3 separate regions of the Mus musculus genome follow, and all the other regions are linked to region 3. Evidence: chromatin loops called from intact Hi-C (ENCODE). Cell type or tissue: heart. All regions are shown on one strand.

Region 1 (8,000 bases), 2.0 Mb before region 3:
TCCCGAGTGTTGGGATTAAAGGTGTGCCCCGGCTTTTTTTTTTTTTTTTTTAATTTCCACCCATATCGAAGACGCTTCCCCTCCCTCCTCTCTTCTCATTCTCTTCCCTCTTCTCTCCCCTCCCTCTGCAGTCACCCCTCCCTCCTTCCCTTCTCAGAAGAGGGCAGGCCTCCCACAGACAAGCCTTGGCATATCAAGTTGCAGTAAGACTAGGCGCATCTTCTATTGCCAGTAGATGAGGCAGTCCAGTTAGCAGAAAGGCTGGCAGTGTAGGCAGAGACAGTCCTTGCTCCTGCTGTAAGAGTCACACATGAAGACCGTGCTGCATGACTGTTACACATGATCTCTCACTGCTTTTATTCAGGTCCACACTGAGAAAGAGCAGGAAGCAGAACATAAAGATATGAAAAATGTGCCATTTTGTGAGCAAGTTTAAAGCTGCAGACAAGAAATGGCTGCTGACAAAACAGCTGTGATCATTAAAGAGATCTGTGGCACTAAATAGAAATCTACTCTGCACTGGGACAATAGCAAAGGTGTCCTGTGGGTAAGACCCAACCATCAAAGGCTCCAACTTGAGAATTTGCAAATTCATCTGAATGGAGAGAGGGTGAACTGAGAATACCACTCTCTGCATAAAACAAGCACCCATTACAATGTTTTCTCAGATCAGCCTTAAAAGTACACAGTGGCCACTGCACCTCTATTCCAAAATGGCCAAGAACTTGGCAGCTTTGTCTGAGTGGCACTGATTATCAGGCATGAAAGATGCCACATGAAAGATGCTGGTCTCCTCAGCTTTCTGGAACGTTATAGCACAGGCCTGCACAAATCCCTTCACACCTGAAGAGGTCCAGAGAGGCTCTTGTATGACGCTTGGGAGGTGATGTTGGAGATACTACAACTGTGGGACATCCACTGAGGTGCAGGTGTGGATGGAAGGCTACATGACTTATAGGCAAGAGAGCTAGTGCCCACAGGGTTGTGCAAGCTTATTGGAGTCCAAAGAATTCCAGCTGTTGAATATGGAGCTTCAAGATTTTATGTCTGCTGTGCTGAATTTCAGTGTTTTTCTTACTTGATCTTCCCTTGCTATCTTAATCTCTGGAACACTACTGTATACTGAAAGTACACAATTTTTCATTTTATGGGGGCTCATTTTTTTCTTTTTTGTTTTTTTGAGACAGTTTCTCTGTAGCCCTGGCTGTCCTGGAACTCACTTTGTAGACCAGGCTGGCCTTGAGCCCAGAAATCCGCCTGCCTCTGCCTCCCAAGTGCTGGATTAAAGGTGTGTGCCACCACTGCCCTGCTAGGGCTCATTGTTTAGAAGTTAGTGTGGCCTCTTTTTTGGAAACTTTTGCTATGTATCCCAGGCTGTCCTGGAATTCACGTTCACTCTTCAAAGGTTCAGAATTACAGATGTGTACCACCATAATCATATTTTTTTAGTGGTGGTTTGTTTACATAAAAATATGATTCAACTCCGACTAATGTAAAGTAATAAATAAAATTTAAAAATGCATTTAAAGCCTGAATCTGTCACAAGTCACTAGTACTAGTCATTAGTTACATAAATAATGAAACTTTTTCTTTTTAGTATTATGCTCTATTTATTCCAAATAATTTCCATCTGGTCATCTCATCCTTTTTTTCCATGCTTCATTCCTCCTGTCACCTACTTTGTGGAGTATGTGGCACTTCTGAAAGGTGAACCTTTGCTAGAGGAAATGGGTCACTGCTTTTTGGTTATAGAGCCCAGCTCCATTTTCTATTCTCTTGTTTTTTGACTGGATGGCTAGCCACTTTGCCATCCTGCCTTTATTAGCATGGTGGACACGGATCTCGTATTGCTATAAGCCAAAATAAAGTCTTTCACGAACTTTGTCTATTAATTCAGAAAATAAATATAATTTTCTGCTGTGGGTGTAAAAAATTACTATTATTACTGTTACCCCAGCATCCAGAAGACTACTTGGCATGTAGTATGCCCTCAATAAATAGATAAGTTAGAGTGACTTCAATAGCTCAACACTAAATTACCAGAGCATCAGTGGCTAGGGTGGGGTGCAGGAGTTCTAGATTAGATAGGGCAGCATAGGGACACTACTTCTCTTTCTTTAAAAGGAGAAAAATATTCGAATATTATCAGCTATATCATCTAATAGAATTCCACATTACTCCTATACTTCGCTTTAAAAATATCCCTGGCGTTCAGCCCTTTCTTTTAAGTTCTGCGATTGAACATTCTGAGTACACCCTTTCTAGTCCTGAAGTCAAAATGTCACCAGCCTTAAAGCTTTTCTGAAACCATTGGCCGATGTCTAAGTCTCACTCTGGCTCACTTCGCAGGACCTTTCCTTCTGTCCCCGCAAAGCACTGCGCACAGAAGGAAACCACTGCCCAGTGAAGATACTCCATGGGATGAGCCCGAGAACCACACATTTCCCCAGTTAGCGCGCACTGGTTGTCAGCTCCTCCCACAGAACGCGACCTCGAGGTCGCCTTCCTTTCCAGCAGCCCGGAACCATCCTTGAGCCCTCCAGCTCGCCGGAAGCCCCGCCCCGTCCCGCCCCGCCCCGCGGCAGCCAGCGGACTCGCGCATGCTCGCTGCGCGCAGCCTCGTCCCCGCGTGCTCTCGCGCGCTTCCTCTCGCCCGCTCTGCTCTTTTTGGTTACTCAGGGGCACGCGCAGCGTTTCGCGCGACGATTGGCTGCCTCGGTGGCGGCGCCACAGGACCGGGCAACTACGCGAGCGGAGTGGGCGCTTAAGGATCCCGCGGCTCCTCAGGTAACGGCGTGGACCGGGAGCGGCTGGGGGAGGGGGGAGAACCTCAGGGTGGCCTGCAGCCCGCCCGGGACTTCCGGCCGCGGCCCCTGGAGGTGCAGGAGCGCTGCGTGGCCCGCGTCGCGGCGTCCTCAGGTGACAACACCGCTCCTTCTCCAGGTTTCGGCCTCATGGCGTCATAGTCTTTCAAAAGTTAAGAAGGGACGAACAATGACTCGGAAGTGTGGGCTGTTTTTCCTCTAAGCTTTGACGAGTTAGGGTTTCAGTCCTGGCGGGACCGCGGATCCACTCTGTGCTTTTGCGGGACACTTGAGCGATTCACAGTTCTCACCCTTCAAAGTGCGAGCAAAAACCCCAGTGTAGTTCAGTATGCCCGGCGCCTACATTAGTAAGATGCAGCTGCAAACTCTGCCTTCACTACATTCAAGATTTGGCTTTTCTTTTTTTTCTTTTTCTTTTTGGTTTTTTTTTCGAGACAGGGTTTCTTTGTATAGCCCTGGCTGTCCTGGAGCTCACTTTGTAGACCAGGCTGGCCTCGAACTCAGAAATCCGCCTGCCTCTGCCTCCCGAGTGCTGGGATTAAAGGTGTGCGCCACCATCGCCCGGCCAAGAGCTGGCTTTTCTAACTGGAGGATGACACCACCCAGTGGTATTGGTGAAGTACTTGAAGTTGGACACTACAAGATAGAAGAATAGACTAGGTTTCTAAGAGAATAGGCCTTTGGAAGGGCTCCTTGAGCGTTTTGATGTCCGTTAATTCCCGATGGTGGTAGACAGCTAAAGAAGGACAGTTTTAACCTGTCTCACGAGTTACCTCACTTTGCAAAGTTTCGTATTGCCATCTGGAATGAACCTCACATCAAAGGACAGTTAGTTACATAATCATTACATAGGCTATCATCCCGTACCTCAATGTGCCTCAAACTAGAGTGACTTGAGAGGAGGGTAGTTAAAGGAGGAATTGCCTCCATCAGATTGGGAACATTTTCTTGATTAATGATTGATATGAGAGGGCCCAGATCACTGGGTTTTTTCAGCCCCAGGCAGGTTGGACCGCAGTTGTTAAGGAAGCAAACCAAGCATGCTATGGAGAGCAAGCCAGTAAGCAAGGTTACTCCCTGGTCTCTGCTTCAGTTCCTGTTTCCAGGTTCCAGCCTTGAGCTCTTTGCCTTGTTGCCCTGGATGGCGATGGATGCTGACCCTCCACTATGTTTGTTTTTGGTCATGGTAGTCTTGTCAAATTGAAAGAAACCAACCTAGATCCAATCCTATGAAAATAATATAGCAATATATATATGTATATACTTTAAAGATTTATGTATGTGAATAAACTGTTGCTCTCTTTAGACACACCATAAGAGGGCATCAGATCCTATTACAAATGGTTGTGAGCTACCATGTAGTTGTTAGGAATTGAACTCAGGACTTCTGGAAGAGTCAGTGCGTTTAACCACTGAGCCATCTCTACAGCCCAAGCAATATATTTATTTAATGGAGGCAAAGTTTGTAAAAGTGAGATAATATGAATTATTTCACTAGATAAAAGTAATAATGGCAAAACAAATATGAATAGGACATGTACATTATTCTTCAAAGACAGTATAAAATAAAAATCTTTGTGTGATAAGTTTGAAAGCTTAATAAACATACAAAACCATGCTTAAGTCCTGTGTACAATTTATTGCATTTTCATGAAGTATAATTATGTCTTGAAATTTAATTTTAATATATATATAGGTATGTGATATAGTATAAATTTAAAGTACTGCATTAGATTTGTGTATGTACATTGAGATTGCTTTCATTATGTGTAATATGTGTACAGTTTAGAAATAACTAGACTATAACAGGGTTCAGTTTACTGTAGTTTATAATCTTGAATATTCTTCTTGTTTCTTCTTTAAACATACCAACATCTGTCTCCGTCTTTTTCTTAAGACATTCTCTTTTGAGTCTGGCTGTTTGAGAAGTTGCTATGTAGACCAAGCTGAACTTGAACTCAGGGAAATTATCCTGCCTCTGCCTCCCAAGTGCTGGGATTAAATGAGGGCACCACCCCACAGGGCTTCTTTGTATTTTATCTTGAGGATTTTGAAGACTACCATGACCAAAAACAAACATAGTGGAGGGTCAGCATCCATCGCCATCCAGGGCAACAAGGCAAAGAGCTCAAAATCCTTCTTTGTATTTTATCTTGTGGAATGAACTTTGAAAAATAGAAAAAAACTTGATAATAACTTTTAAAATCTTTATTGTGAAATAATTCATATAGAAAGAAGTATATAAAACATGGACTTTTTAATTCCTTATTCAAATGAATAATCACTAAAACTTCTTACTAATCTGTTTGTAGCTGTTTATAAAATATATCTGCACAAGTGATATGGATTTGTCAGTGGATGGATTGTTTTATATGTGCCTTATTAATGCTGTTGCTCAAATCTCTAATAACAATTTGTATATCTAATGTGTTTTAGTAGTAATAAGTGCTGACAATTTGCTACATGTTAAAACTCCTTTTGTAATAATGAAGACTATTTCTCCCTGGATACACACCCACCCAGCCATCCACATATACATATATACACACACATATGCACACATACATACATATGTATATGTACATATCTAATTTTTGAGGTCATGCTATTCATAGTATACAGCTTTATGATTAATCTATCTTTCTGTAAGCCAGACATCGTCTTTTATCAGTGACTCAGTTCATCTTTCGTGATACTTTTTGTTTTAAAGCCTTGTCTCATTTCTTTTTTTAAAAAAATAGTTTGTCTTGTTGAGAAGCTGAAAAAAATAGTATATATGGTCTCTGACTTACAATCTTTCACATTAAGATTTTTTGCCTTTGGGATGGTGAGAAACTGATAGTCAGTAGAAGTGCTATCTTGCATTTGTATTTTTTTTTTAGATTTATTTATTTATAACTACACTGTAGCTGTCCTCAGACACTCCAGAAGAGGGCATCAGATCTCATTACAGATGGCTTTGAGCCACCATGTGGTTGCCGAGACCTTAGGAAGAGCAGTCGGCGCTCTTAACTCCTGAGCCATCTCGCCAGCCTCCGCATTTGTATTTTTAATCTTTATTTAGTCTGGGGTAGATACTAATTCATGACACTAGGCAGTGGCTGCAAGCTGCAGTTCCTAGGTGGTATGAGGAGAACCAACAACTAGTGGTTTTTGGTACATTGTGTTCAACTCTGGTATTTGATAGCTTAGGTGTATTGTATGCCTTTTTGATATATTTTTCTGGATGTAATTCATCAGAAATCAAAGAACATCTTTCTAGAATTCTGTATTCCCTGGATAATACTTTTAATGTTAACATAATATTCAATGGTTATAATGGACAAATGTAAAGTACTTCACTAACTAACTATTTTTTTTTTTGTTGTTTTTGTTTTTGTTTTTTTGTTTTTCGAGCCGGGGTTTCTCTGTATAGTCCTGGCTGTCCTGGAACTCACTTTGTAGACCACACTGTCCTAGAACTCAAAAATCCACCTGCCTCTGCCTCCCAAGTGCTGGGATTAAAGGCCTAACTCTTTTTTTTTTTTAAATATTTTTTTTTATTACGTATTTTCCTCAATTACATTTCCAATGCCATCCCAGAAGTCCCCCATACCCTCCCCCCCACTCCCCTACCCATCCATTCCCACTTTTTGGCCCTGGCATTTCCCTGTACTGGGGCATATAAAGTTTGCGTGTCCAATGGGCCTCTCTTTCCAGTGATGGCTGACTAGAAGGCCTAACTCTTATATAAACTATAAATATATTGACTAAACACTGTTGTAATCAGTGAATAATACTTTTTATAAAATTGTAGTCTGGATATAACTAATTTTTTTTTTCTGTTTTAGTCTTTGTATTCTAGGAACCAATCTGGGTAATATATTATATTTTGTTGATGTATTTTTTCTTTCTTTTATTTATTTATTTATTTTTTTATTATTTGAAACAGAATTTCTCTGTGTATCCCTGAGTGCCCAGGAACTGTCTCTGAAGAGCAAATTGGCCTTGAACCTACAGTGATCTTCTTGCCTCTGCCTCCCAAGTGCTGGGAATAAAGGTGTGTGGCACCGTGCCAGACAGCTATCATGTTTCTTAAGTCTTTTCCAACCTCTTCTTTTTTTCTACTTTGATGTAGTTATGCTAGCCATCTTTTGGTTTTCTCGTGTATGATTGCATATATGCTAAGCATTTAAAAATGATGTCTGTGTAGCATGCAAGCCTTGTTGGTGTTTGCAGAGGCCAGAGGAGGGCATTGGCTTCACTGGAACTGGAGTTAAGACTATTGTGAGCTCTCGTGTGGGTGCTGGGAAGTGTACTGGTCCCTTTCTCTTGACTGTTGAGCCATCTCTCCAGCCCCACTGTTGGATATTTTAAAATTCAGTGGATCAGCTTCATGCTCCCAACTAAATAGTTTAGTCTTGGGTGAGTCATCTCACTACTTACATGTTTTTATTGTCCCTTTTGTACTCTGTTGTTTTGAAAGGTGTGTGTGCTTTAACATTCTTTTACTGTTTACCATAGAGATTATGGCGTCCTTTATCCTCTACATGGGCACTGGAATGTGCTAATCTTTTAGTATTGTAAACAGCACTGCAGTTTATATTCTTGTACACACACATTTTGCCTTTTGTAAGAAGTTAGTTTTCTACAAATAAAATTGTGGACTGTTTAGGACAACATTTAATTGGAGCTGCCTTACAGGTTTAGAGGTTCAGTCCATTATGATCAAGGCAAGAACATGGCAGCATCCAGGCAGGCATGATGAAGGCAGAGCTGAAAGTTCTACATCTTCATCTGAGGGCTGCTAGTGGAATACTGGCTCCCAGGTCGCTAGGGCTAGTAAAAGCCCACGCCCACAGTGACACACCTACTCTGACAAGGCCAAACCTCCAAATAGTGCCACTCTAGGCCAAGCATATGCAAACCATGACATGGATTTAAAAAGTTTTCACATTTAAAGCCCTAAGACATGTTTGGGAGAATACTTTTTTTCTTTGAAATATATAAATATTTATAAAGTATAAATATTTAGTTTAAACTTTTTAAGGCAAACTCACACAAAGCCTTCATTAAAACTAGTTGTACTGTATGTAGTCTGTCTTCTTTTCCTGCGCTTGTGCTTAAAGTAAGAGAAACCTTACCACTGCCACCTTCGTATGAGAGTTGCTAACATCAAGCAGGAAAAAGGAAGTC
Region 2 (8,000 bases), 160 kb before region 3:
CTTGATCTGCTAAATGGGCATAGTATTAAACCAATTCCTAATGAGTCATTGTAAGACCCCAACTCAATGTGTTTCTTAGACCCCTAGAAATGAAGCCCAGCATGGAGTTCTTTGGCCTTCAGCCTGAGAGATGAGCTGTAATTCACCACCCCCATTCTTATGATGTTTACTCAGCTTCCCCATTTTTTTGGGGGGGGGGGGGGATAGGCGCTTTGAGACAGGGTTTCTTTGTGTAGTCCTGGCTGTCCTGGAACTCACTCTGTAGACCAGGCTGGCCTCGAACTCAGAAATCCGCCTGCCTCTGCCTCCCAAGTGCTGGGATCAAAGGCATGCGCCACCACGCCCAGCTGCAGTTTATTCTTTAAAAACCCTCGATTGCAACTGCTGGGGGTCGATGTCCTCTGCCCCTGAGTGGGTTACGAGCTCGGCCTCAGCAGGCTGATATCCGAATAAACCTCATGCGATATTGCGGTTTCTCTCGAGTTATTGGGGCGTCGGCTCATCCCGGGACATGAGCGAGAGTCTCCCCAGAAACGGCGGTCTTTCATCATGTTTATATCCATAAATGAAGGCATCTCGCAAACCCTCAACAGAAAGGTTCCTGTTTGTAGAGAGGGTGATTAACACAGAGACTCACTCTGGGCACCAGGAGGAGACTAAGAGACTGCATATCACTGAGCACCACACAGGACATCTATACCAGATACCCTCCCGCTTTAAGAGTGAGGAATGATTGCAGAAGAGGAAGCAGAAAGAGCCTAAGAAATGCCACATCAACTTCACCTGGCAAGAGTCTCCCAAAGGACAGTAACAAGCCAGAAAGACAAACAGCACATATTCCTTCTCATCTAAGGCTGCTTGCTAGCTCCAAGTCTTTAGATATGGAGTGGAGTTCTCGCCCCTCATCAAGGAAACTTTGCAACAGACTAAGATCATCACAGAAAAACACAACAGTTCAAAATGCAGAGTGGTAGAGCCCAGTCCCAACTGATACAGCTACAACACAACTCCTGCACCTGAGACTCAGAGAAAAGATGAAGGTGGGAAAGAAAGATTTTAAAAGCCAGACCAACAGGAAGTTAGCTGTGAGATTGTGTTTCCTAGAAATGTCAGAAGCTACACCCGTGAAGTCTCCCCAACATGGCTGCCTAAATATGACCCGAATAAGGATGACACCAGTAGACATGCTAATGTGGAAAAGGGAAAGCTCACAAGGCCTCAACCCTAGACAAAGAACTACAGGCGACTAAAGAATACTGAGAGCAGGAGAAACAATCTATTGTAGAATCATCCAGGAACACATTTATTATCAGGAAACACAGGTTTATATAAAACTCCAATCCTATGATTTATCACCCATGCCCAAAAGGAACGTAGAGCGGGAAAGGGATCCCTTCATTCACTTCCAGGGCACAGCTCACCATGGGGACAGCAAGGCTGGGACTCAACAAAGGAGCCATGGAAGAATTAGTGTCCAGCTTGCTCACTCACAGGCTAGCTAGCTTTCTTATACAGCCCAGGACTACCTCAGTAGGGATGGTGCCACCCACAGTGGACTGGGCTCTCCTGCATCAACTAAATTCCAAGCCTGGCAGTGGTGGCTCATGCCTTTAATCCCAGCACTTGGGCGACAGAGGCGGGTGAATTTCTGAGTTCGAGGCCAATGTGGTCTACAGAGTGAGTTCCAGAACAGCCAGGGCTACACAGAGAAACCCTGTCTCAAAAAACTAATACATACATACATACATATCCACAGCCCAGTCTAATACAGGCAATTCTTCAATACAGGCTTGAAACTCAGATAACTCTAGGTTGTGTCTAGAATTAATTAGGACAGCCGGTAAAGGCTGATTACAGCCAATCCTAACAAACCTGAGTTTAATTCCCAGGACCCATGGGGTGGAGAGAACCAATTCCTGAAAGCTGCCATTTGACATGTGTGTCATAGAACGGGGGGGGGGGGGGTGCATACCCACAAATAACAAATATTTTTAGAATGACATATAACCCTGTCAAATGTATGTTATATATAAAACATATCTCTCTCTCTCTCACACACACAGACACACACACACACACACACACACACACATAAGAGAAATGGCTCAGCAGTTAAATCTACTGACTGCCCTTCCAGAGGACCTTGGTTAAATTGCCAGCTACCACATAATGGCTCACAACAACATGTAACTCCAGTCCCAGGGGATCTGATGACATCTTCTGGCCTTCTCAGGCACAAGGCATGCATATGGTGCACATACAAGCAGGGGAGAAAAAACAAAATCCAACCAAACAACCAAAAAACCCATACACAGAAGATAAATAAGCAAAAGTTCTAAAGCGTATGTTTTGAAAATGAGGTAGGCTCATGCTTCTGTCGTGTAGCACTGTGGAGCTTCTGCCCGTCAGCCAGCCCCTTTTCTAAGTTACTGAAAGCTTTTCTTTTACTTTTTTTTTTTTTAAAGATTATTTATTTATTTATTTATTATATGTGCGTACACTGTAGCTGTTTTCAGACACTCCAGAAAAGGGCATCAGATTTTTTGTTACGGATGGTTGTGAGCCACCATGTGGTTGCTGGGGTTTGAACTCAGGACCTTTGGAAGAGCAGTCGGTGCTCTTAACCTCTGAGCCATCTCACCAGCCCTCTTTTACTTATCTATTTCTTAGTTACTGGCTTTCCCAGGTACTCTGGGCTTTTTCACGATTTTCTGAAGCCCCTGCCCTCTTTCTTTCCTCTCCCTTCCCTTCCCCCCCTTCTCGTTTTTTCAGTTCCCTTCTCCTGGCAGCAGCTGACACAGCTTGCCCATCAAGGTGTTTTTCTCATATATCTACCCCAAGCTTAAAACAACAGCAGGGAACTAAGACACATGAGTCAGCCTTTAAGAGCTCTGGCTGCTCTTCCAGAGGATCTGGGTTCAATCCCTAGCACCGACATGGCAACTCACCATCATCCGTGATTTCAGTTCTGGGGGATCTGATGCCTTCTTCTAGCCTCCTCAGGCATAGATATGATGCATAGACATACAAACACACACACATGCATACACACACACAAGTTAAACATCCATGCATATTAAAAAAAAAACAACTTTAATTAGAAGAAGAAAAAAGTCAGTGAGATGGCTCACTGGATAAAGGTGCTGAATTCTTTGTTACCGAGACTAAAACCTGCCCTTGATCCCTGGAACTCAAGTGACAGAAGTAGACAACTGACAAGTTCTTTCACCTCCACCTTTCTGCCCTGCTCAAGGACCAGGAACAAAACATCCCTCCAGCCCCAAAATAACATTTTTTTAAAGGTTTGTTTTAAGTTAAAGAAAAGGTAACAAAAACAGAATCACAGAATTTACTGTCACCTGATAATAATATAAGGACCAAAACAGTATGTAGAAACAGGTGTTTCTGACTGTGCCCCCAATAGATAAGATGCCTTTAAAAACACTGTATCGCCTTCTCACCCACTGGTTTCCTTGACCATTTCTACCTGGAAACACTTTGTAGCAGATGGATATTTTGAGTATGATGAGACCTTGCTGTGTTTTTCACTCTGAGAATGTTTTCCGCATCATCTGATGGAGTTCCATGTATTCATCAAAGGCAATAACAGCATGCTGTCTGCTCTATCTGCATACTTGCTCATACAGCCGAGCCTGAGTCTCAGGTCTCCTTGGAGATCTCTGAAGATGAGGGTGATGAGCTGCACCATCACCGTCAGCACCTCTGGGTCCGGCCATGGAATGCTGCAGTGGAAGTCACAGAGACCACTGGAATAGGAAAGTCACCTCAGAAGGTAACTTTAAGTTTCTTTCTAATTCCAGGTGTTATGGTGGTGCTCGCCTTTAATCCCAGCACTCCTGAGACAGGCAGATCTCTGTGAGATCAAGGTGAGCCTGGCCAACATAAGGAGTTAAAGCCAGCCAGGCATACAGGATGAAACCCTCTCTCAGTAATAATCATAATCTTTGCTCTCTATTCAGTTTTCCCCTCCCAACTAGAAATACATTTCAATAGGTAAGCCATTCACAACCTTTGGGTATTTTCTTTTTCTTAATTTTTAAAAGGATTTGTTGTGGGTAGAACCTTATTTTGGGCTAACCCACTTAAAAGTCAATAAAAGGGGCCTGGAGAGATGGCTTAGCAGTTAAGAGCACTGACTGCTCTTTCAGTGGTCCTGAGTTCAATTCCCAGCAACCACATGGTGGCTCACAACCATTTGTAATGGGATCAGATGCCCTCTACTGGTGTGTCTGAGACAGCTATATTTATATACTCATAAATAAAATAAGTAAACTGTTTTAAAAAGAAGTCAATAAAAGGTAGGAAGATTAAAATAATGGCTGAGATTTCATGATAAAAGATGAAGGAATATATTACTAGTTGTTTTGTGTTGGGGAGAGACTAAATGTTAAAGGCAGCTTTAGGCAACTACCAATGATAACACAGTGAAGATGCTGTAACGGGGAGTGGGGGAAGGGTTCTATTGTAGATGGGTGTAATTTGGAATAGAATTTAAGCAGGCTGAAGAGATGGCTCAGCAATTACAAGTACTGGCTGCTCTTCCTGAAGACCTGGGTTCAACTCCCAGTGCCCACAATGGCAGCTCACAACTCTCTGTACTTCCAGTTCCAGGGACTAACTATGAAGCCCTCCTCTGGCCTCTGTTGGCATTTGGCATGCAGGATGCACAGATAGACATGCTGGCAAAATACCCATATACAGAAAGCAGATGTAAAGCACTAGGCATGCTTACTGTTTTCCAGAAGAATCGCGAGAGACTAAGAACTCTCACACTCGATGTAACCTCCAAAAGGATGGGGTTACTTACTGTGGCACTCAACATTAACACCAAACTCCTAAAACCAGTTCTGACATAATGAACACTTAAGTATTTTTAAGTAATTAATTTAAGTGGTTTCATAATTACTGCTGAAAATCTCGCAAAGTTTCCTTGCTTTAACTCCACGGTTCATCAGGCTGTGGCCTTGGAGTTGTGTGCAGTGGTATCCTGAATCAAGAGATGAGAAAGGTATAGTCTCGCTGGGACAGTGGCTAGCTGGCCTCTAAAACTGTTGGAAAATTAAGCAGGAAAGTCACAATCAGCTCTGCAGTTAGACTCTAGGTAAATCTTATCAAGGTCAAGAATAAAGTCCTGTAGCACGCACTCAAAGGAACATACGGGCACGAACACACCACACAGAAGACAAAAAAGGAGATGGATGAGAGATCCCATCTCGGAGGAGGCAGCCGACAGACAGATTATATTCTGTGGGATGCCTCTAGGTGGACCAGCTCGGTCTAAGCTACCGGGCGTCTACGTCAGCAGGGCGGGAGAGGAATGGAGGCAAGTGTCACCGCAGGACCCCAGGGTGCGTGGCGGCACTCACCACTTCCCCCTGCTCGGCGGACTTGTACACTCCGGACACCATCTCGTTATGGAGAAGCAAAAACAACGCCTCGTCCGCCATTTCCCGCCGATCCCTCCAGCGCCGAGTCGGCTCCGATCAGTGCGGGACTCGAGGTTCCCGTTACCCCGCGCCCACCGCACGCCGTGCTCAGCGGCCTACCCGGGTCCTAAGGCCGCGGAAGGCCGCCGTGGACCGCGCCCCTCCCCGGGGCCGCCGCCACTGGGCCCTAGAGACCCTGTGACAGCCCCACACTCTGCCAAGACTATAGCGCTGGGCGTGGAGCCTGAGCCACTTCCGGGCTGGGCTGAGCAACTTCCGGCGTCCTGCTCTACGGTGGGTGGGCTGGTGATTAGCTGCTGCGGCCTGGTCCAGGCTCTCCCAGATGAGGCAGGGTCAGGGGCATAGGGCTAAAGGGTAAAGAACCAAGGGTCTGACTTGAAAGTCTGGCGTGGTGGTTCATATATATAATCCTAGCGTCCTGGGAGATGTAGCAGGAGGATTGCCTTAAGTTGGAGACCAGCATAAATTATAAAAAGAAGCCTCTGTCAAATATATATATTACACATAATATATTATATATGCAATACGTTATATGTTATATAATAGATGTTGTATATATTATATATAACATTATATATATATATATAACATATATATATATATTCTTTTTTTATTTTTTAATTTTTGGCCAGGTGGTTGGTAGTAGCACAAGCCTTTAGTCCCAGGCCTCAGGATGCAGAGGCAGGCAGATCTCTGAGTTCGAGGCCAGCCTAGCTCAATCTAACCTCAAACTTTGAGCTCCTTCAGCTTCTCATGTGCAGGAATTAAAGGCTCGCACCATCACACCGGCTTCTAAACCCTCTTCAGACTACAAATAGCAGATCAGAATACGGTGGATTAAACGAAGTTTACCAAAAAACAAAAACAAAAAAAGCCTAAAAAGCCATCTTGCCTTTGAGGATTCTTGGGAAATGGATTTAAGGGACAATTAGTAGTGGTATAAGAACATAAACCCACAAGACACACTTAAATAGGAAAATATAGTCATTATGAGGACCAGGTAAAAAGTGCTGGCAGAGGCAAGTGGATCTCTTAAGTTTGAGGCTAGCCTGGTGTACAGAGCTAGTTTCTTTTTTGTTTTTTTGTTTTTTTGTGTTTTGGTTTGGTTTGGTTTGGTTCAAGATGGGGTTTCTCTATATAGCCCTGGCTGTCCTGGAACTCACTCGGTAGACTAGGCTGGCTTCAAACTCAGAAATACCACCTGACTCTGCCTCCCAACTGCTGGGATTAAAGGCATGTGCCACCACCACCGGGCCAGAGCTAGTTTTGTTTTGTTTCTTTTCTTTTCTTTTCTTTTCTTGGTTTTTCGAGACAGGGTTTCTCTGTATAGCCCTGGCTGTCTGGAACTCACTCTGTAGACCAGGCTGGCCTCAAACTCAGAAATCTGCCTGCCTCTACTTCCCGAGTGCTGGGATTAGTTTCTTGACAGACAGAGGTACACAAAGAAACCCTGTCTCAATAAAGCAGGAAAAAAAAAAAGGCTGAAGATTTTTTTAAGAAGGTTTATAATAAATTATTATTATATATAAGTACACTGTAGCTGTCTTCAGACGTACCAGAAAATGGTGTCAGATCTCAATACAGATGGTTGTGAGCCACCATGTAGTTGCTGGGATTTTTTTTTTGTTTGTTTGTTTGTTTGTTTGTTTGTTTTTCATGACAGGGTTTCTCTGGAACTCACTCTGTAGACCAGGCTGGCCTCGAACTCAAAAATCCGCCTGCCTCTGCCTCCCAAGTGCTGGGATTAAAGGCGTCGCCATCACGCCCAGCTGGTTGCTGGGATTTGAACTCAGGACCTTTGGAAGACCAGTCGGTGCTCTTACCCACTGAGCCATCTCTCCAGCCCCCAAGACTGAAGATTTTACAGGTGTCACTGAAATGATGTACACAAGAGTCTGTGCTAGAACAATGCCTACAAGTACAAATACGCATGCTTCGTTATAACACGCCCTGTATCAGGGCTGGTCCTGAATTCCTGACCCCTCTACGTCCAACTCCTAAATTCTAGAATTACAGATGTACACCACTGCGTTGTCCTTTACTTTTGTGTGGACATGGGGCATCCAACATGCGAAGCAAATATGTTGATGTTGCTGAAACAGATTAGTCTGGTTGTGTTTGGCTGGTTGGTTGGTTTTGGTTCTGAGGTCCATCTTACATTGGTGTTATACTCAGGGCTTCTACTGTTCCTTCTGCTTTGGACTCTTAGTACTACAAGGGTCACTACTCTGCCAGCTATGTGATTAGTTAGTTCTTTTCTCAGTAATTCATGAAATAGGTATTTCTTCCAATTCTTTCCCTGTCTCCCCTACTAACATTAGTTTTCTCAAATTGGTTACAATAACCTAATGTTACATTATTTCAAAGGAACTTTTAAGTGACAGTTCTATAATTATAATAGTAAGTGTCATGGTTAATATCAGTTTGACAGAATCTAAAATCACTCAGTGGACAAACCTCTGGATTTGTCTGTGGGTTTCCAGATTGGGAAAACTGAGGTGGGGAAGATCCACTCTAAATGTGGCTTACACC
Region 3 (8,000 bases):
GTTCTTAACACATTCAATACCAGTATGGCAGCCATAATCACTCTGACAAATCAAAACAAGCCAACTGTTATTCTCTCAGAAGATCAGTACCACTGATTATACCCTACAACTCTAGGTTAGCATAGCTCTTTTCCTGTGGGGCATGACTATGCATTGAGTAAGGCAATTCAGCACAAAGCCCGGAAGCGGAATGGCTGATACACTTCTGCTTAAAAAATGGCAGAAATCATAAAGCAAGAGCATTATAAATGAAAAGAATGTATGTTTACACTTCTTATTAGTTATTAAGTTTTTGGCGTACAGGAAGCACTCGGTTCAGTTCCCAGCAGCACTTAAACTGGCAGTGGTTGAACACACTTGTACTTCAACACTAGAAAAACAACAAAAAAACTTCTAAGTGACATTGTTAATACACTGTTTTAGGGTTGTAGTTTTTAATCACAGAGTCACAAGTGTCACTAATAGTTAAAAGCACCTATCAACTAAGCCACACCCCAGTCCAATATGATTTAATTTAAAAAGAGACAACATCAGTACAAATACGAATGTCCATAGTGAACACGCTACTAGGCACCACAGTGTACTCTCTCGTGGACAACCAACAGCTGTGAGCAGAAGTGAAAGCAGACTCAGAAGGGCAGACACACAGGGTTTCACAAACAAGTTACATTAGGATAGAAACTTAAATGGTAAGGATGAAAGAAAAAGAATTAAAGACAAAATGTGGTACAGTACTGTTGTGTATATATGCTATAGATCCATCCATAGATGATTAAAATACCAAAAAGAACTAGGCACTGAGAAGTTCTTACTTGAATCAAAGGCACTATGCCCTCCCTCCCGACTTTTTTTTTTTTTTTTTTTCAGGGCTGGTTGATTACAGAACAAATCAGCTGGTCTCTAGCTATGCTCAACTTTGAGAAAGCCCCGAACCTGATTAAGAAAAATTTTAGCTTTGGTTATCTTAACAGATAAAATCAAAGCAAGGAAGTGGAATGGGTTCACGTGAAAGCTTAGGAAACAGGGCACTGGAAAAAATGGAGCCTTGTTCCCATAAATAATTTTTTTTCTTTTTTTTTGATTTTTTAAGACAGGGTTTCTCTGTGTGGCCCTGGCTGTCCTAGAACTCACTAACTCTGTAGACCAGGCTGGCCTCGAACTCAGAAATTCACCTGCCTCTGCCTCCCAAGTTCTGGGATTAAAGACGTGCACCACCACACCAGGTCTTGTTTTGTTTCTTGAGGCAGGAGTTCACAAAGCACATGCTGGCCTTGAACTTGCTCTGCACAAGATGATGACCTTGAACTCACTTAAGCTCCCTGCCTCTAGCTCCCAGGTCCCGGGATTCCAGATCTGTATCATGCCTGGCTTCCATACACAATGAGGCTAGAATACTTACAGTTTAACCTATTTGAAGCAGGGTTTCTCTGTGAAACCCTGGCTTTCCTGGAACTCACTCTGTAGTCCAGGTTGTCCTCAAAGGCAGAGATCCTCCTGCCTTTGCCTCCCAAGCTCTAGCTTTAAAGGCGTGTGCTGCCACCACCCTGCTTAAACTCTTGATTTAATTATAGATCACGAAAATATGTATGACACATATGACTTAGTATTAATCACAATCTATTCTCAACTCTATTTAACATAAAGATGGTGGGATATAGATTGTGGAAGGAAGGACACTGCTTAGAGGAAAACTGCCACACAACAGCATGTACATCACTTGACCTAGTAAGCACCCAGTTCTGCTCTCTACAGTACAATATTTTCTGCCCTGACCCTAGCAGTGTTGGAATGTCCAATCACTAATAATTATTTGTAAACTGCTGCAATTATTTTTCTTCCAAATTAAGAGTGACATTGTAAGTTTGGAATGAATATCCAGATAAAGAAAATATAAATATGGTTTGGCAGGCACTAGACTTTCATAGGGACTCTGTGCTGGAGTCCGAATATGGGCCATGAGCTCTAGGTGGAATTACACTAAAGTCCTGATGCACAATGAGTCTCATACTTAACCCCCACAGTATGCCCAGCTCCTTTATCCCACCCCAAGTTAGGTAGCGTTACTTTTGTGTGAATCACTGGGAGTAAGTCCAGCCTGATGGTGTATGGGATGCGGCTTCAAGTCTGACAATTTTCCTCCCCTAATGATTTTAACTAGCACTCCTCCCAGTCTTTGGACATGGCCCAGGCTAGTAAAACTATTTCAGGTAAGAAAAGGACTGTTAAAGAATTCTTATAGGTTAATTCTTGTAATCATGGACATCAGCAAGGAAACTTACTCACCTCGTCACTATGAATTAATTACCCATCACCAATGGTCAAATTCAGAATCAGAAAACCACCTTATTTTTTTGTACAGGCCTCACCCTTAACTCACAACTTTCCCACGCATAAGATAATGGCATTGCCCAGCAGCTCTAGCCCATGGACAAGAACGGATGAATGAAAGCATGCCTGAGACGCTCCAGGAGTCCCGTTATCACCTCTTCTGTCTCCGGAAATAGTCTGGTCAGGAACGGATAGCTGCACCTACACAAGGCCATCCTGAGGCCGGCCGGCACACCCCACGGGATCTTTCCCAAGGCCAGCGGAAGGCCAGACCCTCTCGGTCCCCACGCAAGCCTACCTGTTGTTCCGGATGCTGAGCAGCACGCACAACACCAGCTCCAAGTAGATGCGCAGTACTTCCAGCCAGCGGGAGGAGAGCTGCAGGGCCTCCCCGTCTTCCCCTCCGGTGCCCGTGTCGGTGCCGCCGCCGCTACCGCCGTCGCCCGGGCCGCCGCCTCCGCTCAGATAATTCTCCGCGGCGAACTCAACCCGCAGCTCCCGCACGAACCAGCCGCACTTGCGCATGAGGAACTCTAGCCGCGGCTGCTCCGCGGGCGAGACGCGGAGGCAGATGCGGAGCTGGGGCCACAGCGCTGGGTAGAAGAGGCACTCCCGCCAGTGCGAGCAGGAGGCCGAGGCCCGCAGCCGGTCGGGCGCCGGCAGAAAGGAGAAGATGTGCACGATGAGCTCGCTGGGCAGCGACGCGGCGCCGGCCGCCTGCCCGCACAGAGCCATCCGGCTCGGCCGCCGGCCGCCCGTCCCCGGCCGCCTGCGCAGTCCTCGCAGCAGCCCCCGCAGCCGGCGCAGCTGCAGCAGCCGCAGCCGCTGCCGCCGCCGCCACCGCACCAACCGGGCGGCCCCGGCTCGGGTTCGCGCTCCCGGCGGTCGGGGTTGCGGCACTGACAAGAACAACAACATCAATGACAAGGAAGAAGGGGGCGGAACCGTCGTGCGCCTCGGCGGAACCAAGTGCACTCGGACCGGCTGAGAGGGGGGAAAAGCTGGCGCGGGGAGGCCTGCACGCCGCTGACTTTCCGTACCGCAAGCAAGTGCTCCCCGGCCGGCCCGGGCAACGACCTCGAAATCCTCTCTCGAACGGACCAGGGATGCGGAGGCGACCGCGCTGCTTCCGAGGAAACCGTGGTTCTCCCGGTACCCGGACGCGGAGGCTCGGTAGTGGTAGGGACTGAGAGTGACGTCACGGCGACGGGCGGAGCCTGGCGCGGCTTTGCGAGACTTCCGGAACCGGGGGAGCTCCTGGTTGCCTGGATCGCGCGGCACGTGACCGTTGACGTCAGCGACCCGGGGCGGGGCTAGAGGCGTGGGGGCGGGGCCACTCTGGGCGTCCCTCGCCGGGTAGGTCTGGCCCTTGCAGCGTGCTCGAGGCGGAACCCCGGCGTGCTGCGCTAAGTCCCGACGCTTTCTCATTCGCTGGGCTGAGGTCGCGGCGCCCGAGGGCTCGCACGCCGGCTTCTTTTTACATCTTGTTCAGAGCAGGACAAAATCGGCTTCCCAGGAAAGGCGGATCGTGGCGGCACGCGGACCTTCCTCTTCCGACGTGCGGAGGCCGCACACGCCCCATTGCTGAACCAGTGACGGCAGCGCCACCTTTCGTCTTTAGAGGGGCAGGAAAAAAATGGCTAACGATTTTCATCTTGAGGGCTGGTACCCAGACTTAAATGCTCTCTGAACCCTTGTCTGCAAAAGTTCTGTATAATTAGTATGTTTTATTAATAGCTAACGATCACTTAGTGGTAACATCAAATTAGGAAGTTAAGACAGGTTTTAATTTTCAGTTTCTTAAAGTCATTGAAGTGTTTGTGAAGAGAGCTGTGGATACCTCTTCAGTGTACCACTGTACTTCTGTAACAACACACCCCTGTATACAAAAGTAACATGGATGAAATAAAGTAGCTATTTTGATAGTCTCTGATACTCCTACAAATAAGTTGGAGAGGAGAGCTTTTCTTTAGTTTGGTGCCCCCAAAGAAAGGGATTTTAAAAACAGCCCTTCACGTTCTCAGCATGCGAAGTATCTCAGTCAAATTGTAGGAAGCAGCGATATCTAAAGGGTTAAGAGATTTTTTTTTTCTTTTCGTTTTTCGAGACAGTTTCTCTGTGTAGCCCTGGCTGTCCTGGAACTCACTTTGTAGACCAGGCTGGCCTCGAACTCAGAAATCTGCCTGCCTCTGCCTCCCGAGTGCTGGGATTAAAGGCGTGTGCCACCACGCCCGGCGTGGTTAAGAAATTTTATGTCTGCTGCTTCAAACCACACTAAGAAACTAGCTAGTCTAGATATCTTTAGCTCTGTGATGTAACAGCAGACCTTCTGTCACATTTCTTTTATACAGTTTGGTGTCACGAACCTAGTAAACTACCAATAATAGTATTTTTTTGTTTTTGTTTTTGGTTTTTGTTTTTTGTTTTTTGAGACAGGGTTTCTCTGTATAGCTCTGGCTGTCCTGGAACTCACTTTGTAGACCAGGCTGGCCTCGAACTTGGAAATCCGCCTGCGTCTGCTTCCCGAGTACTGGGATTAAAGGCATGTGCCACCACGCCCGGCTCAATAATAGTATTCTTTTACCTCTAAATTTACATCAGCTCAGTTGGTACTTTGAATAAAAAATGTATTCCAGGTAGGTCATTTCTTTGAACCCTTGTCTGTAAAATTCTATGTAATTACCGTTTTATAAGCATTCAATGAACATTAAGTGGTAACAGTAAATCAGGGAATTAAGACTTGGATTTGGACTTCAGTTTCAAAGTCATTTAAGTATTTTGAAGAGAGCCGTAGACTTCTGGAGCTCCACTTTAGTTTACACCTCTGTTATGGCTATTCTTGGATGCCAGTGTGACTATATCTGGAATGAAGTACAATCCAGAAATGGAGGGCAAACTTGTGAAAGATATTCTGCTTGGTTTGAAGTGGGTAGATTTACTTCTAGTTGGGACCTTTGAGGTGAAAGACAAGCCTGATTTGGATCTTGAGACAGGAAGACACACCTTTAACCTGGGCCACATCTTCTGTTGGAAGTCTACATGTGGGGCTGGAGAGATGGTTAAGAGCACTGCCTGCTCTTCCAGACGACCTGAGTTCAATTCCCAGCAACCACATGGTAGTTCCCAACCATCTGTAATGGGATCCGATGCCCTTTTCTGGTGTGTGTGAAGATAGCTGCAGTGTACTTACATACATGAGGTAAATAAATAACTCAATCTTTAGCCAGGCAGTGGTGGCACACACCTTTAATCCTAGCACTTGGAAGGCTAGGTAGCACTTGGTAGGTGGATTTCTGAGTTCAAGGCCAGCCTGGTCTACAGAGTGAGTTCCAGGACAGCCAGGGCTACACAGAGAAACCCTGTCTCGAAAAACCAAACTAAAAAAAAAAAAAAAAAAAGAAAGAAAGTCTATATAACTTGGAAGATTGGAAGAAGAAAGGTTCTGCTCTTTGCCTGAGTGCTTTCTCTTGTAGCGCATTCATTTTTTCCCTGGCTTTGGAGCCTACTTTGGAATTCCAGAATATACAGACACCCAGTTGAGACACTTCCAGCCTTGTGGGACTGAACAGCTACTAAATTCTTGGACTTCCCATTCACAGCTAGCCATTGTTGGATTAGCTACACTGTAGTCTGTAAGTCTTCCCAATAAATTCCATATATATGGAATATATATAAGGTCTGTGACTCTAGAGAACTCTGACTAATACAACCTCTATAAAAACAAATTACATCACAGGTGGCAAAAATATTTGAATATTTACTAACATTCCATATTTAAATTAAATTATTTCCCAAAATAGGTTTTATAGATGCTTTGTACAAACCAGGATCCAATTAAGGGCCACACTTGCATTTCTTTATGTAATTTAAAAGTTTATTTTCCTCCATTAAATAATCTGGGAAGTATTTTTGCTTTTTTCCTTAAATGTCCTCCTCTTCCTCTAGCCATACACTTAGTAGGTCTGACAACAATTCATGATTCTTGCCTAAATCAGTGTTCAAATGGTAGTAACTTTCTTTTCCATCATTGCATCTACAGTTATTAGTTTGCATTATTCTGTTGAAGAATAGAAAATTACTGGCCTCTTGTGAAAACATGAATTTTTTACCTCGGAGCCCACCCCCTCCCATCTAGAGATTGTAACACTCCTAAACTTTTCACCCCAAAACTCCTCACCCTAAAGTTCGAACCCTCCCAACTAAAAACTGTTCCAAGAACATTTTTGAGATAAAGGCCTCCTAGAACAACCTCAAAATGAACCAGGTACTCCTTAGTTACGTAGGTTCCTTGATAGGACATGACTCCTTAGTTACGTAGATTCCTTTGGCAGAACTCCCTAGTGATGTAAACTTGTACTTTCCCTGCCCAGTTCTCCCCCTTTGAGTTTTACTATATAAGCCTGTAAAAAATTTTTGCTGACCGTCGATTCTCCTCTACACCACTAGGTGCCGCTAGGTGTATGAGTTTCGACCCCAGAGCTCTGTGCTTTCATGTTGCTGCTTTATTTCGACCCCAGAGCTCTGGTCTGTGTGCTTTCATGTCGCTGCTTTATTAAATCTTGCCTTCTACATTTTATGTATGGTCTCAGTGTCTTCTTGGGTACGCGGCTGTCCCGGGACTTGAGTGTCTGAGTGAGGGTCTCCCCTCGAGGGTCTTTCATTTGGTGCATTGGCCGGGAAACAGCGCGACCACCCAGAGGTCCTAGACCCACTTAGAGGTAAGATTCTTTGTTCTGTTTTGGTCTGATGTCTGTGTTCTGATGTCTGTGTTCTGTTTCTAAGTCTGGTGCGATCGCAGTTTCAGTTTTGCGGACGCTCAGTGAGACCGCGCTCCGAGAGGGAGTGCGGGGTGGATAAGGATAGACGTGTCCAGGTGTCCACCGTCCGTTCACCCTGGGAGACGTCCCAGGAGGAACAGGGGAGGATCAGGGACGCCTGGTGGACCCCTTTGAAGGCCAAGAGACCATTTGGGGTTGCGAGATCGTGGGTTAGAGTCCCACCTCGTGCCCAGTTGCGAGATCGTGGGTTCGAGTCCCACCTCGCGTTTTGTTGCGAGATCGTGGGTTTGAGTCCCACCTCGCACCTTGTTGCGAGACCGTGGGTTCGAGTCCCGCCTCGCGTCTGGTCACGGGATCGTGGGTTCGAGTCCCACCTCGTGCAGAGGGTCTCAATCGGCCGGCCTTGGAGAGGCCATCTGATTCTTCTGGTTTCTTTTTTGTCTTAGTCTCGTGTCCGCTCTTGTTGTGACTACTGTTTTTCTAGAAATGGGACAATCTGTGTCCACTCCCCTTTCTCTGACTCTGGAGCATTGGAAGGAGGTGCGGGTCAGAGCCCACAACCAGTCGGTGGAGGTCAGAAAGGGTCAGTGGCAGACCTTTTGCGCCTCCGAGTGGCCAACGTTTGGAGTAGGCTGGCCACCTAAGGGTGCTTTTGACTTGTCACTAATCGCCGCCGTCAGGCAAATTGTTTTTCAGGAGAAAGGGAGTCGATGTGGAATCTGACCCCGTCAGGAAATAGCATTTGGCTTGGCTGGTTGTACAAGTCCAGGCGTGGACGAGTGTGCTTAGAGATACTGGTGTCTTCTTTTTCTCTGTTGCTATCTTGTTTTTGTTTGTGGTTTTTGTCATGAGACACAGACACTGTATGTCAGAGGTAAAGTGAGATCCCTCCCT

What was found. Peaks named below come from ENCODE experiments on the same cell type or tissue, not always from the same donor. Only the 100,000 strongest peaks of a DNase experiment are listed, where the experiment ranks them.
Region 1: a loop joins it to region 3, with 5 times the contacts of the local background. A loop is called at or near these places in 7 of 42 quality-filtered maps.
Region 2: a loop joins it to region 3, with 2.8 times the contacts of the local background. A loop is called at or near these places in 19 of 42 quality-filtered maps.

Annotation. Positions count from the first base shown.
Region 1 is chr12:57,227,825-57,235,824 of GRCm38, forward strand. It overlaps Prps1l3 (phosphoribosyl pyrophosphate synthetase 1-like 3), which reads left to right and starts at 2,588. Exons shown (of 2, transcript NM_001037746.3): 1 at 2,588-2,787. Mipol1 (mirror-image polydactyly 1) reads left to right here and starts at 2,601. Exons shown (of 10, transcript NM_001164370.1): 1 at 2,601-2,787. In heart, CTCF peaks have their summits at 2,879, 3,434 and 5,758 (motif pointing right); a DNase peak (open chromatin) is centred at 2,687; H3K4me3 peaks cover 2,150 bases; H3K27ac peaks cover 1,430 bases.
Region 2 is chr12:59,055,769-59,063,768 of GRCm38, forward strand. It overlaps Trappc6b (trafficking protein particle complex 6B), which reads right to left and starts at 5,704. Exons shown (of 6, transcript NM_030057.3): 1 at 5,388-5,704. The coding sequence starts at 5,468. In heart, CTCF peaks have their summits at 4,248 (motif pointing left) and 5,250; a DNase peak (open chromatin) is centred at 5,683; H3K4me3 peaks cover 1,626 bases; H3K27ac peaks cover 1,417 bases.
Region 3 is chr12:59,216,234-59,224,233 of GRCm38, forward strand. Fbxo33 (F-box protein 33) reads right to left here and starts at 3,250. Exons shown (of 4, transcript NM_001033156.4): 1 at 2,627-3,250. The coding sequence starts at 3,246. In heart, a CTCF peak has its summit at 3,937; DNase peaks (open chromatin) are centred at 2,598 and 3,578; H3K4me3 peaks cover 3,049 bases; H3K27ac peaks cover 1,957 bases.